Linked DNA regions of Mus musculus: region 2 is linked to region 1. A link is a contact called in ENCODE Hi-C or POLR2A ChIA-PET data. All regions are on one chromosome and are shown on one strand. Each heading gives the region's core, a stretch centred on a gene start or an enhancer-like site at or near the end of the contact. The rest is flanking DNA. Distances are from core to core; before and after follow the strand shown.

Region 1 (3,372 bases), core at 572-3,071:
GCAAGCCACGATGTTTGGCCTGGAAAGATATCTATGATTTGTCAAGAGATAGTTCTGGGTATCTGGGTATTCTGGGATAGCAAGCATGGGCACAAAAACAGTTAGGAAAGGTTTTTGGTTTTGTTTTTGATTTTTGTTGTTTGTTTTTTGTTTGTTTGTTTGTTTTGTTTTGTTTTGTTTTTGAGACAGGGTTTCTCTGTGTAGCCCTGGCTGTCCTGGAACTCACTCTGTAGACCAGGCTGGCCTTGAACTCAGAAATCTGCCTACCTCTGCCTCCCAAGTGCTGGGACTAAAGGTGTGCGCCACCACCGCCCAGCTTTGTTTTTTGTTTTTTTTTTTTTTGTTTTTTTATTTAAAAAAGAAAGGGAAAATCAGGAGCCTTTTAGGGTATCCTAGTCAGGAGTAAGGAATCAGAAGTAAATGCAAGCCTTTCCTGTATCCTAGGTTTCCAGAGAGTCTGGTCCTGGCAGCCAAATGCTCTCTGACAGAGGAAAAGGCAGTGACTAGGAGGCATAGGCTCACAGGGGTGGGGTGGGGGTGTGGCCATCAATTCTTGGGCGTGGCCAGTGGAGTTGGGTCCCAGTGCTAATTACTGTCAGCAGCCAGAGCATGAGCACAGTCACTGGCGATCTGAAAAGTGTATAGTGCAGGATCTAACTGACTCTGAGGCTGCAGGTAAGCAAGGGCACAGAGTTGGCTGGAGCAGAGCCTCGGGTGGGAGGTGGGGGTGCTTCGGCAGCGCATGCGTCCGGGCTGGGCGGTGCGGTAAGTTGTCCTTGCTCCTCCCTCTGGAGGCCTCTCTCAGGCCTGTACCTCTGACCTTTTTTTTTGTTATAGATTTCGTGTGCTGCAGCCTGCGCTCTGCTTCCTACTCAGTGGTTGCTGGAGCTCTGCATTACCTGAGCGCCTGACTCCAGGGCAGCCCCGTCTCTCAGAGAATGCGGTCTGCAGAAGGAGGGGGCGGGGGGGGGGGCGGCGAGGGCTAACCTCAGTCTCAAAGCTCAAAGAACTCACTGCAGTTCTTCTTGCTGAGGTCCAAATCTGTAGCTGCTCTAGTGTATATCTTTGGTGCATGGGCCCGGCCACCCTGCAGTTTGAGTGCGGACTTTAAAAAGAACCTCTTCTTTTCGTTCCTAGGTAGTCGAAAGCAAGCTATTAAATCTTATTTTCTCATCAGTAAAGGGAAAGGACTTATTTCACAGGGTGGTGGTGAGCACTAAGGTAGCTCACGGTTGATCTCCTGGAATGTGGAAAACAGCCAATGTTCCGGAGACCCACCTCAGGGAATCTTTTCTCCAGTTCTTCCGGGCTGACACACCGAATGACCGTGACAGAACGACATTATGCCTTGACCATGCTGAAAAACGTTTGGCATGTACTTTGCTATAAATGAAAAACCTCCCTTTTCACTGGGCGGGTTGAAAGAAGTAGAAGGAAAACAAAAACAAAATCAAATGAACTTTAGGGTGGGAGTAGCGGGATGAACCAGGGATTTAGGGTCCTGAGATAAGTTGTTAAGAGACTGAGGCCATTTTAGGTGAAGTCCAGATCTGTGCAATTTCAAGAGCTCTGAAGTGCTTATGGAGCCACCAGGTGGCTGGGAGGGGCCTTTCCATTGTGATGGTGTTTTGCTTTGTCCTAAGCTGCTGATGTAATTTCTGCTTTGAACTGAAGAAAGGAATTTTGGGGTCTGTTGTAGGCTTAGCTATAGCATGTCCAAGCCCGTAAGGCCCATGAGACTGCTAACACTGGGTTATGTTAAGCCACTTAGCTTCCAGACCTTGGTAAGTAAAAGCAAGATACATCCAAAGTGATTTTGAGACTGCCCTGTTGCCTTGGATCAGGTAATACCATCCCATTGGCCCTCTCAGAACTTCTTATAGGGTGATGATGTTGCAACTTTATTTGTTATGATATGCTCAGCCTTAAAGTACATCAGCCTGATCTTCGGGGGAGGGCCCTAAGGTCCCCAGAGGACTCTCCAAGCTGCAGGCACCCTGGCACAGCCGGGTCCTTGAGATCACTGGTGAGTAGAACGCAACATCAGTTCCAAAAAACCCAGAGGGTCTAGTGCTAGCAGCAACACGGTCAAAGGACAAAGGCAGGCCCTAGCACACCCAGAATCTTGGGATCACTGAGACCAGTCTATGCAGGAGAGCACATGGGCGGCAGAAGCAATAGAGCTTCTTGGACAGGGTCTCTTTGGGCCTTCATCCTCAGGCAGGAGACAGCTGAGATCCAAACCCCTGGACCCCTTCCCTGCCAGAGGAGAGTCAGCCTCCAGGGAGGGCTCTGACCCCAGGAATCAGGAGGTGGATCTGAACTCCAGACTTCTGTGCACCTTCCCTGCATGAGGAGAGCTTGCCTGCAGAGTGTGTTCTGACTACTGGGACACAGGAGAGAGTTGGTCTTCCAGGAGTGCTGACAGAAGCTAAAGAATAACAGGAGGAACAAGCTCTAGCCAGAGACAAGAACATATAACACCAGAGATTACCAGATGGCGAAAGGCAAATGAAAGAATCTTACTAACAGAAACCAGGACCACTGGACATCATCAGAACCCAGTACACCCACCACAGCGAGTCCTGGATACCCCAACACACCTGAAAAGCAAGATTCGGATCTAAAAATCATATCTCATGATGCTGGTAGAGGATATTAAGAAGGAAATTAATAACTCACTTAAAGAAATACAGGAGAACACTGCTAAACAGGTAGAAGCCCTTAAAGAGGAAGCACAAAAATCCCTCAAGGAATTACAGGAGAACACTGCTAAACAGGTAGAAGACGTTAAAGAGGAAACACAAAAATCCCTTAAAGAATTACAGGAAAACACAACCAAACAGGTGATGGAATTGAACTAAACCATCCAAGATCTAAAAATGGAAGTAGAAACAATGAAGAAAACCCAAAGGGAGACAACTATGGAGATAGAAACCCTAGGAAAGAAATCAGGAACCATAGATATGAATATCAGCAACAGAATATAAGAGATGGGAGAGAGAATCTCAGGTGCAGAAGATTCCATAGAGAACATGGACACAACAATTAAAGAAATTTGATTTGCATTTGTTTGCAAAACGTAAAAAGCTCCTAACCCAAAACATCCAGGAAATCCAGGACACAATGAGACGACCAATCCTAAGGATAATAGGTATAGAAGAGAGCAAAGATTCCCAACTTAAAGGGCTAGTACATGTCTTCAACAAAATCATAGAAGAAAACTTCCCTAACCTAAAAAAAGAGATGCCCATGAACTTACAAGAAGCCTACAGAACTCCAAATAGACTGGACCAGAAAAGAAATTCCTCCCGACACATAATAATCAGAACAACAAATCCACTAAATAAAGATAGAATATTAAAAGCAGTA
Region 2 (3,372 bases), core at 319-2,818, 52 kb after region 1:
AAAAGGGAACTTGAGGGCAATGTATTGGAGTTAGAAAGAGAAAACAACAGGTCATGCAGCGGGAGGGAAAGATGCCCTCTTTGGTTCACAAGCCAGAATGTGCCCATGTTCACCAGCGACCATCTGCAAGCAACTAGATGAGGGGCAGATGATGACATATATAAATATTTCACTAACGGGAAAGCTGCTCTTGAGCACACCTACTTTATATTTCATCATTTAGCTCAGGTTCCTCTTGTTTGAGTAATAAAATATCCTTTGCTCTTTGATGCAGGAGGTGGAGGAGGGGCTCAGACCTATTTTACAAACAACTAAACAGTGCTATTGAAATGGGTTAGTCCGGTACGAGCATTGAGTGCTCCTGCAGAAGACCCTGATCTGATACAGTCTCCGGCACCCATATCCTCCTGACCTCTGTGGGCATCTGAGTGCACACACACACACACACTCATGGTTCCACACACAATAAAACTTAAAAAGGAAAAGAGAGAAAACATGTACATGTCCAGCGACATGCTAGGCATGGTGATGCTCGTCTCTGACGCCTGCCAGGTAAGAGAGACAAGAGGATTGCTGGAATTATGTGGCCGACCACATGGGAAGTTCTAATCCAACTTGGGTTACACAAAAGCAAACAACCAGCCTCTCCTCCAAGTCAAACTGCTTGCCCAAGACTAGCAGTCTGGATATCAGACTCCATCTTTTGCTGCCCCACCCCATGTATTTAGCACATATCTGTATACACAAGTTCGCTCACGGAGCTGAGCCTGCGCTTCCATGACCTCCAACCCTCCCTGCTCATTCCTGCAGGTGATCATTAAAAGAGTAAGCAGCCTGAAGGAAATTGACTTCTCCTTAGTTACTGGCTCATAGTTCATAAAAATGAGCTGTACATGTCTCTTGGACAGAACATCCAGTTCTCAGGGATGGGTGTGGTGTTTGAGGTGGGCCCCATAATTTCCTTTTGGTGTTTTGCTGCCTGTCAGCTCCTGATAACTTATGTGTTCAGAAGAGAATTAAACTGCATTTCATAAAAAAAAAAAAAAAAAGTTGTTTGCCTCAGGGTCATTACAAACTCAGACTGCTTCCCCATTTCCAGAATATTCCATAGCATCTCTACATTTACCAGAAAAATTTCCTTTTCTCCCTCTGTAGAGAATGAAGTCAGCCACACATTTTTTTTCAGTTTCTAAATAATGAGTCAAGATTGCTAGGACAAAGGGTCTGGTTGTTAGGAAATATTTTCCACTCCCTGATAAAAGGAGAAAGCTGAATTTCTCTCTCAGCCTCGGCCAACTCTGTGTGCAGTATTAGCAGCAGAAAAGAATTGAAGGCTTCTGGGAGGAGTCTAGGGCCCGAGACTAAAGTGTGCCTGGGCTATTTTGGGGCGGGTAGTGCAGGGCAGCAGCTGCACCAAAAGAGGTCAAGGACGATAGCTTTGCCCGAAGCTGACTCGTGGGGCGGGGCCTCTGCTCTCCAGAGCTCCGCCTCCTAGGGGCGTAGCTAGAGCGAAGGGTGGGGCCACGCTCCGTCGGGGCGGGGCCTGTGGAATCTCCGAACTCCTAGACACGGGGCTTTGGCGCGCGTCTCCCGGCGCGGGGTTCCTCTCACGCAGCCTCCCATTCAAAAGATGCCGAAGGGGCGGCGCGGCAGCCAGAACCCCAAGATGAGCCAGCGGCCGGCCCCGCCCCTCTACTTTCCGTCGCTCTACGACCGGGGCATCTCGTCGTCTCCGCTGAGCGATTTTAACATCTGGAAGAAGCTCTTCGTGCCGCTGAAGGCGGGCGGGACGCCGGCGGCCGGGGTGGCAGGAGTAGCGGGGGTCCGATCCCTGCCTCTGGCACCCCCAGCTACGGTGCCGCCGCCGCCGCCTGGCCTGGGTCCCCCCAGCGAGCGCCCGTGTCCTCCTCCCTGGCCGTCCGGCCTGGCTTCTATTCCCTACGAGCCTCTGCGCTTCTTCTACTCGCCGCCTCCAGGCCCCGAGATGGCAACTTCGGCCCTGGTCCCCGGCTCCACGACCCCCTGGCTCGCATCCGCCTCCCACCCTGAGGAGCTGTGCGAGCTAGAGATCCGGATTAAGGAGCTGGAGCTGCTCACAATCACTGGGGACGGCTTCGACTCCCAGCGCTGTGCGTGACTGCCAAACGAGCCCAATCCTAGCTGCCTTAATTGCCCCCTAGAGTCAGGCAACAGAATGTGACCCCAGCCCTAGGAGTTCCACCCCCAAATATCTGTCCTCCAGAGGTTCAGACCCCCACGTGCTGAATTTCAACCGACCCCTGCCTCCCCACACACCTGAGCTATTCAAGCCCTTTAGTTTTAAACCCTTAGGGGCTAGCCCTTGAAGTAATTTGACACTGACTCTTCACACCTGAAGCACACTCTTCTTAAATTTAGCAGTCCTACACAGTAAGACCACATTTCTGTAATCTAGAGCTCCACCCACAACAGGCTCCCTATCTCTAGAGACATTAATCTTCAGTATTCAAATCTTAAGCTGGGTCTGTGGGTGGAAGGAGATCATAAGAATCGCCCAGACCTTGAAGCCCCACAGTCATTCACTGAGGAGCCTTGGCCTCTGCCCTTCCCTGGGCCCCAAACCCTCGGACAAGATCTTGGACTTTGACATCTGGTCTAAAGTCTGAGGTTTTGGGGATCCACATCAGAGCAGAACAAGTGCTGATGTAAGCAGGAATCCTCTGGTATATGAACAGATGCCTCTCTAGCGGACAGTAAGGCAGTTAGAGCCAGCCATATTTCCAGAAGGACTAATTAAATTGCTCAGGAATTAGTAGCCTGAGGCTATCCTGATTCACCCCCTGTTCTAAGGCTTGAATTGGACTATTAGAGGAAGGCACATGGCTCTGGAAAGATAATTTCACCTCTGCAGCACAACAGGTTAAATTGGTCCTCTCTGCCACATAGTGGGGTGAAGTATGAAAAAAAAGATACACGTAGGTATGCATGGTCATTGGGATGCTCTCTAATTCATCTCTGCAGGAGACATACATAGCCGCGGGAGGAAAAAGTCCCCAGAAATGGCCTTTTCAGATGTGTGAGTTAGATAAGGTTGGGCTTCTAGGAGATTTTAGGGTCGTGCATAATTACTTCTCAGAATCTTGCTCTGGAAGTTAGTAAATTGCTTCTCAGGGTGTAGATGGTACATGCCTGGAATCCCAGTACTTAGGAGGCTGAGGCGGAGGGATCAAGAGTTCCAGAGCCACCTGGAGCTATATAGGAAGACCCTGAAAACCCAGCCACAGCTGAGTCTGTTTTGCTCTCCTACAGATAAATTCCTGAAGGCGCTGAAAGATGAAAAATTACAAGGACTGAAGATGAGCAGGCAACCTGGAAAGTCGGCCTCCTGCTCCT

Evidence for each region. Hi-C counts contacts between places; a loop is a spot of excess contacts on that map. ChIA-PET counts read pairs that join two places held with the same protein, here RNA polymerase II (POLR2A).
Region 2: POLR2A ChIA-PET joins it to region 1 with 19 read pairs in embryonic stem cell. The contact joins the promoter of A930018P22Rik here to the promoter of Cd59b in region 1. A Hi-C loop is called at or near these places in 3 of 37 maps with a recorded cell type or tissue (heart, left cerebral cortex and v-Abl transformed pro-B cells). POLR2A ChIA-PET finds 5 or more read pairs at or near these places in 3 of 5 experiments (all embryonic stem cell).

What each region holds. Positions count from the first base shown.
Region 1 is chr2:104,069,245-104,072,616 of GRCm38, forward strand. Cd59b (CD59b antigen) reads left to right here and starts at 1,822. Exons shown (of 4, transcript NM_181858.2): 1 at 1,822-1,844.
Region 2 is chr2:104,121,201-104,124,572 of GRCm38, forward strand. A930018P22Rik (RIKEN cDNA A930018P22 gene) reads left to right here and starts at 1,569. Exons shown (of 2, transcript NM_026634.2): 1 at 1,569-2,129; 2 at 3,289-3,372. The coding sequence starts at 1,631.